Linked DNA regions of Homo sapiens: region 1 is linked to region 2. The links are chromatin contacts, found by Hi-C or POLR2A ChIA-PET in ENCODE. All regions are on one chromosome and are shown on one strand. Each heading gives the region's core, a stretch centred on a gene start or an enhancer-like site at or near the end of the contact. The rest is flanking DNA. Distances are from core to core; before and after follow the strand shown. Region 1 overlaps CDC42BPA (CDC42 binding protein kinase alpha). Region 2 overlaps CDC42BPA (CDC42 binding protein kinase alpha).

The links. Hi-C counts contacts between places; a loop is a spot of excess contacts on that map. ChIA-PET counts read pairs that join two places held with the same protein, here RNA polymerase II (POLR2A). Pooled maps may share reads with other maps.
Region 1: a loop to region 2 is called in a map of Calu3, with 2.4 times the contacts of the local background. The contact joins two enhancer-like sites. A Hi-C loop is called at or near these places in 8 of 168 maps with a recorded cell type or tissue (A673, Calu3, adrenal gland and 5 more) and 3 of 50 pooled maps. POLR2A ChIA-PET finds 5 or more read pairs at or near these places in 2 of 52 experiments (H1 and MCF 10A).

What each region holds. Positions count from the first base shown.
Region 1 is chr1:227,295,967-227,301,401 of GRCh38, forward strand. All of the region lies in intron 1 of CDC42BPA (CDC42 binding protein kinase alpha), which reads right to left. Among named protein-coding and RNA genes, the nearest start is that of CDC42BPA, 20 kb to the right of the region's middle. Within about 2 kb of position 3,390, at least 2 of the 41 ENCODE cell types and tissues checked have a DNase peak (open chromatin) inside an H3K27ac peak, as active enhancers do.
Region 2 is chr1:227,242,951-227,248,946 of GRCh38, forward strand. The region is part of intron 2 of CDC42BPA (CDC42 binding protein kinase alpha); the gene reads right to left. Among named protein-coding and RNA genes, the nearest start is that of CDC42BPA, 73 kb to the right of the region's middle. Within about 2 kb of position 3,110, at least 2 of the 41 ENCODE cell types and tissues checked have a DNase peak (open chromatin) inside an H3K27ac peak, as active enhancers do.

The DNA.
Region 1 (5,435 bases), core at 2,140-4,639, 53 kb after region 2:
AGAAGAGCCCTAACAAAATTCCAACAGCCTTTTCTGCAGAAATGGAAAAGCCAATCATCACAATATGGAACTGCAAGGAGCCCAGAAAAGCCAAAATAACCTGGAAAAACAGTTTAGAGGACTTACCCTTTTCAATTTCAAAACTTACTACAAAACTATAGCAATCCAGGCTGTATGGTACTGGCAGAAGGATAAACATATAGATCAATGGAATAGAACTGAGAGTCTAGAAAAAAATCCAAACATCTAAGGCCAGTTGATCTTCCACAACGATGCTGAGTCCATTCAATACAGAAAGAATAATCTCTTTTCTATATGGCAAATCTGGAACAATTGGAATTTCCACATGGAAAAGAATGAAGTTGGATACCTACTTCAAATCATATATAAAAATTAACTCAAAATGGATTCATAACAAATATAAGAAGTGAAACACAAAACTTTTGGGAAAAAAATAGGCCGGGCATAGTGGCTCACACTTGTAATCCCAGCACTTTGGGAGGCCGAGGTGGGCAGATCACTTGAGGTCAGGAGTTCGAGACCAGCCTGGCCATAATGGTGAAACCCCGCATCTACTAAAAATACAAAAATTAGCTGGGCATGGTGTCACATGCCTGTAATCCCAGCTACTTGGGAGGCTGAAGCAGGAAAATCGCTTGAACTCAGGAGGCGGAGGATGCAGAGAGCCGACATTGTGCCACTGCACTCCAGCCTGGGAAACAGAGAGAGACTCTCCCCACATCAAAAAAAAAAAAAAAAAAACTTTTGGAAAAAAGCAAAGGGTAAACCAATATGACATTGGATTTGGCAATGGGTTCTTAAATATCACACCAAAAGCACAAGAAAAAAAAAAAGGGACAAATTGGATTTCATCAAAATGAAAAACTTGTATATCATTAATGCACATTATCAAGAAAGTGAAAAAGCAACCTACAGAATGGGAGAAAATATGTGTAAATAATATACATGACAAAGAATATCCAGAATGTATGAAGAACTCTAACAACAAAAGATAAATGCAATTTTTAAATAGACAAAGAATAGGCGAGACTATGCATATGGGGAGGCTGGAAATCTAAGAAATTTCTATACCTTCTGCTCAATTTCACTGTGAACCTAAAACTTTTCTAAAAATAGTCTATCTTTTAAAGTGGGCAAAGGGTTAATCAGACATTTCTCCAAAGAAGATATACAAATTGCCAATAAGCACATGAAAAGCTGCTCGTTATCAGTAATTATTAAGGAAGTAGATCAAAGCCACAATGAACCACCTACCACTTCATACCTACTAAAATGACTAATCAAAAAACAGAAAGTACCAAATGTTAGCAAGCATGTAGCAAAACTCAACCTTCATACATTGCTGGTGGGAATGTATGACGGTACCACTGCTTTGAAAAACAGTTTGGCAGTTCCTCAAAAAGTTAAACATAGAATTACTATATGACCCAGAAATATCACTCCTAAGCATATATGCAAAAGAGTTAAAAATAGGGACTCAAACAGATACTTGTATGCCAATGTTCACTGCAGCATTATTCATAATAACCAAAAGGTGGAAACAACGCAAGTATCCATCAACAAATGAACAGATAAACAGAATGTGGTATAGCCATACAATGGAATATTATTCAGCCATAAACAGGAATGAAGTTCTGACACATAATGCCACATGAATGAACCTTACGAATAGCATGCTAAATGAAATATGCCAGACACAAAATAATATTAAATGATTCCACTTATACAAAATATCTACAATATGTAGAAATTCAGAGAGACAGAAAGTAGATCAGAAGTTACCACAAACTGGGGAAAGGAGAGAATGTAGAGTTGTTGGTTAATGGATACAGAGCTTCTGCTTGAGGTGATGAAAAGGTTTTTGAAATAGTGGTGATGTTATACATTTTGAAATGTAATTGACACCACCAAATAATACACTTTAAAGGGGCTAAAATGGCAAATTTTGTTTTATGTGTGTGTGTGTGTATATATACATATACACACACACACACATATATACATATATATACATATATATACATAATATATACATACATAAATATATACATACACCAAAAGAAAGCAGACTGAGAAAAAGCAGTGTGACTATATACAATGTTTTTTTTTATCTGTCTCAAAAAAAATCTCTCTTTCTCAGTGTAGTAGGTAAAAATTTCACACATATGGCATTTTCCAGAATACCTCCCTCCCCAGAGTCGTGCCACAATTCCAAATTCATATATATTGCCAAGGTACTGAAGACAAGCAACAGTTAAAGCACATCCAAGAAATATACACAAACACATAAAAAATAACAAGTGAAATTATGACAAAATAGTACCAGAAATTCAACCACTATTATAATTGCCCTTACTCAACTTGAGGCATTTTTTTTGTAATAATATCCTCAGGTAAATAGTTTCTTTTACTTTTCATAATTTGGCTAAACATGTATATAAACAAGCTAGTGTCATTAGTATGTTGGTGCTATAACCTAAAAACTCAGAAGAAAATTAAGGAGGGCATGGAAATCCTCCCCCTCTACTCCCTTACCCTAAACCTTGCCCTACGCATCACTTCCATTTGGCTGTCCCAGAGTTTTGTCCTTTATAATCAACTGTTAATATAGATTCATACTTCTCCAGCAAAAACATGCTTCTTTTAAGGAAAAAAGCCATTTGAAGCTATATAACAAAAAGCTTGCTGCATTCTGGCAAATGAAAGCCAAGGACTATCTGGCATAAGCAGATACAGACAGCAGCCGCTCAGTGGCTTATAGGTTTCAGTGACAAAAACTGAGAACTTTACAGAGAAGAAAGCACATGAAATATCTCAAACACTGCCTTTTCACTGAATTATAAAGATAATTCAATATCCATAAAAAAGGAAAATTAATCAAAACTAAGCTGAACAAAACACACTGCTCATCTATAACTTCACCTCAATATGCTAGAATAGAATCATATATAGCTCTTTACATTCTAGAGGCTGGTAACTTTCACAAATGGACAGCTGTAGAGTAGCATAAATAGAAATCAAGTGAAACAGTTAAAGTGAAAGTCATTCTATGAAAGAAGAGTAAATTTGAACTAAACATTTTCTTGGCATTTCTTCATAAAGCTTACTGGATTTTCAAAAGAAATTCAGACTCAAATACAGTTTGAGCCATGTGCAGAGAATTTTGGAAAGAAAATGAAACTTGACTTTTTAACTAATATTTAAGCAGCTTTATGTAAAAATTCTTAGGGTTGACGAACACTAAACAATTAGGGTTTTCAAAAACTGAATTTAATTGTCTGTTAAAAAACTAATGCCCTCTCACAGCAATCATCTTTGTATATCTGAGAACTGAAACATAAATGAGAAACACTGTTGCAAAGGAAATACTTCTACAGCTGGAGGGAAAATTCCTTTGTCATTTCCAAATACTAGTTATATTACATCATCTCCTTTTACTTCTTTTTTTAAATGGAATGGTTTACATGTTTTTTAGTAATACACCTAATTGAAAACAAAATATACTAAACTGTCATAAATATTTCATCCTAACCCTATTTTAAGCTGTAAATATATAATGTTATCTAGATACACTGATTAATATCTGCTTTAAATTCTATTGATTCTCAGCAAAGACATTAAATTTAGAAACTAAAATGATTACAGATTTATTATGTAAATTTTTTATGGCTTTGCTACTATTTTGATGTTTTTCCCTTTAGATAAAATGCAAGATAAATTTTTAGGTATGCAATCATGAACAAAATAAATGACCCACAGTCTGGAAAATAAAAACGACCTTGAGCAACAGAAGTAGTCAACAAACTAAACAGAATGATTTCTCATACAAGGAAGCAAAGTATTACATAATTCAATAATAATTTCTTTTGGGGTGTGTTTTTCAATATGCATCTGAATGTAAAGAGTCATAATGTTAAAGTAAATAAAGACGTCATTCTCGTCCTCTGAAAACCTGACTCAGGAGTAGTTAGAAAGCGGACCAGTTTTCTCAGAGTCCTACAGTTCAGCAATCCCCTGAAACAAACTTCTCTTAACCTTGCCCTAAAACAGACATGTAGGGAAGAGCTGGTCAGTTCTTTAGATTTTCAAGGGATTTTCTCTAGGAGAAGTTGAAATTCATTACAAGAGGAATTTCATTTAATATAAGGCACCTCTCATTATTAAAAAGTCAAAAACAACAGATGTTGCTGTGGATGTGGTGAAAAGCGAACACTTATAGACTGCTACTGGGAACGTAAGTTAGTACAACCTCTATGGAAAACTGTATGGAGATTTTTTAAAGAACTAAAAGTATATCTACCATTTGATCCAGCAATCCCACTGCTGGGTATCTACTCAAAGGAAAATAAGTCATTACATCAAAAACACACCTGCACACATATGTTTATTGCAACACAATTCACAATTGTAAAGATATGGAACCAACCTAAGTGCCCATCAACCAATGTAGGGATAAAGAATATATGGTATATATATACACACATACCATGGAATACTACTCAGCCATAAAAAGAACAAAATAATGTCTTTTGCAACAACTTGGATGGAGCTGGAGGCCATTATTCTAAGTGAAGTAACTCAGGAATGGAAAACCAAATACCGTATGTTCTCACTTATAAGTGGGAGCTAAGCTATGGGTACACAAAGGCAGACAGAGTAGTATAATGGAGGTGGAGACTCAGAAGGGAGAAGGAAGAAAGGGGGTAAGGGATAAAAAACTATATATTGGGTAAAATGTACAGTACTCAGGTGACGAGTGTACTAAAATCTTGGACTTCACCACTATACAATTCATCCATGTAACCAAAAACCTCTTGTACTCCAAAAGCTATGAGAATTTACACACACGCACACACGGCATTTCTTTGCATTTACAAGTATCAACTTGAACATCAGAAGAGCGGGTAAGCGCTGCTAAACCAAAGCTACCTTTGCAGTTGTATAGTTGACACGTATTCTGATGCCTCCTCATAGCACCTGGCAGCTCCTTAGTTTTAAGAAATAATAATCATATCCATCCTTTGCGTCATTTACATCATTTGTGTGATTTGTCTTCACTGCTCTGTTAGTGTTCTTTTGCTGTGTGTTCACAGAAGTATCTGTGTATCACTAACGAATTTAACCTACATAGGTTTTTTAGGAATCAACTAAACTCCTAAGACAAAGACTATAAATTGCCATCATAAGAACAGAGAAATAACTGAAGAAGAAAAAGACTGATCTGCTCAAAGAATATACTCATAAATTCTAACACAAATTTCCCATTCCCTCTATCCAGTTTTGAGCTCCTCGATTACAGGACTTAGAAATACCTCAAAAAGAAAAACACAAGTTTGAAAATAAGATCAGTGAAGTAGGAGTAAAGGATGTAGACATTTTTTTTTTTTTTTTGAGACGAAGTCTCACTCTGTCGC
Region 2 (5,996 bases), core at 1,860-4,359:
TTAAATGTGGTACATATACACCATGGAATGCTATGCAGCCACAGAAAAAAAATGAGATCATGTCCTTTGCAGGGACATGGATGGAGCCGGAGGCCATTATGCTCTGCAAACTAACACAGGAACAGAAAACCAAATACCCCATGTTCTCACTTGTAAGTGGGAGCTAAATGATGAGTACACATGGACACATAGAAGGGAACAACACACACTGGGACCTGTCAGAGGACAGAGGGTGGGAGGAGGGAGAGGATCAGGAAAAAATAACTGATGGGTACTGAGCTTAATAGGGCGATGAAATAATCTGTACAACAAATGCCCATGACACAAGTTTACTTATTTAACAAACCTGCAAGTGTACCCCTGACCTTAAGAACTGTTTTTAAAAAAGACTTCTACATTGAAAACTGTTTTTAAAAAATTAATAAGTGGCACACATAGGGGCCCAACTTAAAAGTTTCTTTGCAATTAAATGTGAAAAAGGTAGTCTTTAAAACAAACAATAATCAGAAACCACAAAGAATAAAGTGAACTTTGACCTATACCTCAGAAAACACAAAACAGTCAATACCAGAGAGATGAGACATCTAAATGTGAAAGGTTTGTCTTGAAAGATCAAAGAAAGAATTTATTTTAATTATTGGAAAATATGTTCATGACCTTGAGGTTAGAAAAAAACTTCTTAAAAACACAAAAATCACTAATTATAAGTAAAAGTTTAATTAATTGCACTCCATTAACATTAAGAATTTCTGTTCAATACAAGATCTTTGGAGAGAGGGAAATGCCAAGCCACGGAAAAGATTTGTCACACACACACACACACACACACACACACACACACACGTGTGCACATCTCCAACAACAGATTTGAATCTAGAATATGACGATAAGTCAGACAACTCACCCATGCAACTCCTACTTACCCAACCCCAAAATGTGTACTTCATGGAAAGGATATCTAAGTGATGTGAGGTGATATGAAAATGTGTTCAAATGTAGGCGCTATCAAGAAATGCGAAATGAAATAACACAATACGGCCACTCACTCACCAAAAAAAAACTAAAGTAAAAAAAAAAAAAGACCCATGTTAGCGAGGTTATAAAGCAACTGGGACCTTTATACACTGTTGACGGGAATATAAATCATTAACCACTTGGGAAGTTATTTGGCATTATCTGCTAAAGCTAAATAAGCCTACCCTGTGACCCAGCAATTCTAAATTTGTATCAAACACAAATAAGTGCTCATAGCTCCCAAAAGATATGCACAAAAATGTTTCTAACAGCATTATTCATAATGGCCAAAAACCATAAACAACTTGAACACCATTAATAAATAACTTGTGACATATTCATATTAAGAAAAATACTGTGAACCAGTGAAAAACAAGAATGAATTACAAAAGTGTACTGTTGAGCACAAGAAGCCAGAAACCAGAGTATATATTACATAATTCCATTAACATAAAACTCAAAAACAAGCAAAAAAAATCTATGGTGATAGAAGTCAGAATAGTTAACAAGGAAGTGATTATTCACATGGTGGGGGGGGGCAATGGGAGCCTATCAGAATGCTAGAAATGTACTATATCTTGATCTGCTTGATGGTTTATACAAACTCATACAAATGTAAAAATCTGGCTATGGCCAGGGGTGAAGCAAGGTAGCAGAATAGAAGCCTACACCATTCAAGCTCTCCCACACCATGCTGGAACAGCAAATTTTAAAAACTATCTGCAAAGAGAAAAGCACTCTCACAAGAACCAAAACTCAGGTAAGCAATCACAGTACCTGGTTTTAACTTCATATCTTGAAAAAAAGGCATTGAGGAAGACAGGAGAGACAGTCTTGAATCATGGATGCCACCCCTATTTCCTATTCCCTGGCAATGGCCATGAGGTAGAGAGAGAGAATATACTTCAGGGAGGGAAAGCGCAGAGACTCAGTGCTGCCCTGTCACAGCAGAGAATGAAGCCCTGCTGGGCTCAGCCAGTGGCCATGCTTGGAGGGGCATTTGACTAGCTCTAGCCAAAGGGGAGTCACCCATCCCAGCAAGTCAGAACGAGTTTCCCAGCAAGCATCACCACTGCAGGCTGAAGTGCTCTGGGGTCCTAGGTAAACCTGAATGGCAGTCAAGTTGGGTTCTAACAAGGACTCCAATTCCTAGGCAACTCCTAGTGCTTAGAGCCAGTGAACTAGGGTTGCTCATGACCTAGGGAGGCATCAGCTGTCCATCCCCCAACCCAGGCAGTGCAGCTCACAGGAACCAGACTGACTCCTTCCTTCTGCTTAAGAACAGAAGAGCAAAGAGTAAAGAGGACTTTGTCTTGCATCTTTTTTTTTTTTTTTTTTTTTTTGAGACGGAGTCTCACTTTGTCGCCTGGGCTGGAGTACAGTGGTGCCATCTCAGCTCACTGCCAACCTCTGCCTCCCAAGTTCAAGCAATTCTCCTGTCTCAGCCTCCCGAGTAGCTGGGACCACAGGCACGTGCCACCTCACCCAGCTAATTTTTGTATTTGTAGTAGAGACAGGGTTTCACCATGTTGGCCAGGCTGGTCTCAAACTCCTGACCTCAGGTGATCTGCCCACCTTGGCCTCCCAAAGTGCTGAGATTACAGGCGTAAGCCACCATGCCCAGCCCCGACATTGTCTTGCATCTTGGATACTAGCTCAGCCACACTAGAACAGAGCACCAGGCAGAGCCATGAGGCCCCCATTCCAGGCCCTAGCTCCCCAATGATATTTCTAGACACACTCTGGGCCAAAAGGGAACCGGCTGCCTTGAAGAGAAGGATCCAGTCCTGGCAGGACTCATCACCTGCTGACTAAAGAGTTCTTGGGCAATGAATTGCCACTGGGCACCAGCAATACCCAGGGAGTATGCTGTGGGCCTTGAGGTCTGAGACTACTTGCTTCAAAGGAGACCCAGCACATTCCCAGTTGTGGTGGCCACTGTGAAAGACTCCTTCTGTCTGAGAAAAGCAGAGGGAAAAGTAAAGGGAACTTTGTCTTGCTTTCAGGTATCACAGTGGGACAGAACAAAAGGCAGGCTTTTCAGATCCCCAAGTCCAGCCTCTTGGACACCATTTCTGGACCGGCTCTGGGCCAGAGGGGGGCCCACTGCCTGAAGGGTGAGTCCGAGGCCTGGCAGCACTCACCACAAGCTGATGAAAGAGCTCTTGGGCTTTAAGTGAACACTGGTGGTGTGGCCTGGCAGAACTGCTCATGGAACAGTCATGGTGCTGGCCACAGAGAGACGCTCCTCCTCTGCATGTGGAAAGGGGAGAGAAGAGCGGGAAGAACTTTTTGTATTGTGGTTTGAATGCCAGCACAGACGTAGTAAAAATAAAACATCAGGTAGATTGCTAAGGTTTTTAACTAGAATCGCAGGCTACCAGACAGCATCTCTGGACACACCCGGGGCCTGGGGAAACTCACCACCCTGAAGGGAAGGGCCTTGGGCAAGGCCCAGTGCTGTGCTGGCTTCAGGTCTGACCCAGCACAGTCCCAGTGATGGTGGCCACAGGGGTGCTTGTATCACCAAATCCCCAGAGTTCCAGGTGGCTCGATACAGAAAGAAAGACCCAATATGTTTGGAAGAAAGTAAAGTAAAAGAATAAGAGTTTTTGCCTGGTAATCCAGAGAAAACTTTTGGATCTTATCCAAGACCACCAAGACAATACCTATATAAGACTGCAAAAACCACTGTGTTATTGGCCTTTGAACCCAAGTCCCTTCAAATACCTGGAATGCTTTCCCAAGAAAGACAGGTACAAACAAGCCCAGACTGCAAAGTCTACAATAAATACCTAACTCTTCAATGTCCAGACACCGAAAACATCTAAAAGCATCAACACTATCCAAAAAACCTGACCTCACCAAATGAACTAAATAAGGCACTGGGGATCAATCCTAGAGAAACAGAGACACATGACATTTCAGACACAGAATTCAAAATAGCTATTTTGGGCCAAGCACGGTGGCTCACACCTGTAATCCCAGCACCATGGGAGGCCGAGGTGGGTGGATTACTTGAGGTCAGGAGCTCGAGACCAGCCTGGCCAACATGGTGAAACCCCATCTCTACTAAAAATATAAAAATTAGCCAGGGGTGGTGGTGGGTGCCTGTAATCCCAGCTACTCAGCAGGCTGACATGGAAGAATCACAGAACCTGGGAGGCAGAGGTTGCAGTGAGCCAAGATCGTGTCACTGCACTCTAGCCTGGGCAACAGAGCGAGACTTTGTCTCAAAAAAAAGCTATTTTGGCCAGGTGCAGTGGCTCATGCCTGTAATCCCAGCACTTTGGGAGGCCAAGCAGGCAGATCACTTGAGGTCAAAGACCAGCCTGGCCAACATGGTGAAACCCTATCTCTATTTTTAAAAAAATACAAAAATTAGCCAGGCATGATGGTGCACGCCTGTAATCCCAGCTACTCAGAAGGTTGAGGCAAGAGAATGGCTTGAACTTAGGAGGCGGAGGTTGCAGTGAGCTGAGATCGTGCCACTGCACTCTAGCCTGGGTGACAGAGTGACAGTCCATCTTAAAAAACAATAGCTACTTTGAGGAAACTCAAAGAAATTCAAGATAACACAGAGAAGGAATTTGGGATTCTATAAGATAAATTTCACAGATTAAAATAATTAAAAACGGGGCCAGGCGTAGTGGCTCATGCCTGTAATCCCAACACTTTGGGAGGCCAAGGCAGGCGGATCATCTGACGTCAGGAGTTCGAGACCAGCCTGGCCAACACTGTAAAACCCCATCTCTATTAAAAATACAAAAATTAGCCAGGCGTGGTATGCACCTGTAGTCCCAGCTACTCAGGAGGCTGAAGCAGGAGAATCGCTTGAACCTGTGAGATGGAGGCTGCAGTGAGCCGAGATCACACCACTGCACTCCAACCTGGGTGACAGAGTGTGACTCCATCTCAAAATAAATAAATAAACAAACAATAATTTTTAAAAATCAAGCAGAAATTCTAGAGTTGAAAAACTCAACTGACATGTTAAAGAATGTATCAGAGTCTCTTAATAGCAGAACTGATCAAGCAGAAGCAAGAATTAGTGAGCTTGAAAATGGTCTATTTGAAAATACACAGAGGTGACAAAAGAATGAAAAAGAATGAAGCATGTATAAGATCTAGGAAACAACCTCAAAGGGTAAATCTAAGAGTTATTGACCTTAAAGAGAAGGTAGAGAAAATAAGAGTAGAAAGTTTATTAAAGGGATAATAAGAACTTTCCAAATCTAGAGAAAGATATCAATATTCAAGTACAGCATAGTTCTTTAAGTATTAGCTAGAGCAATTAAACAAGAGAAAGAATGAAAGGTGTCCAAATTGGAAAGAAAAAAGTCAAATTATCCTTGTTTGAAGATGATATGGTCTTATATTTTGGAAAACCTAAAGACTCCACACACACACACAAAAAAACTTATTCAAACTGATGAACAAATTCAGTAAAGTTGCAGGATACAAAATCAACATACAAAAATCAGTAGCATTTCTCTATGCCAACAGTGAACAATCTGAAAAAGAAATGAAAAAAGTAATCCCATTTACAATAGCCACAAATAAAATTAAATACCTAGGATTTAAATCAGCCAAAGAAGTAAAAGATGTCTACAGTGAAAACTACAGAACACAAATGCTATGGTCAAATGGCATAAGAATAAAATGCTATTATTTATTTGTCCCCTACAAAAAAATGTAAAAATTCATCAAGTTATCTATGTGTATTTTTTAATTGAAGTATATAAACATACATGTGAGGTATGCACACACACACACATACATCAATATACTGATGAAACACTGATGAAAGAAACTGAAGAGGACACAAAAAACTGAAAAAATATTCAATGTACATGGGTTAGAAGAATCAATACTGTTAAAATATCCATATTGCCCAAAGCAATCTACAGATTCAATGCAATCCCTGTCAAAGTATTAATGACATTCTTTCACAGAAATAGAAAAAATAATCCTAAAATTTA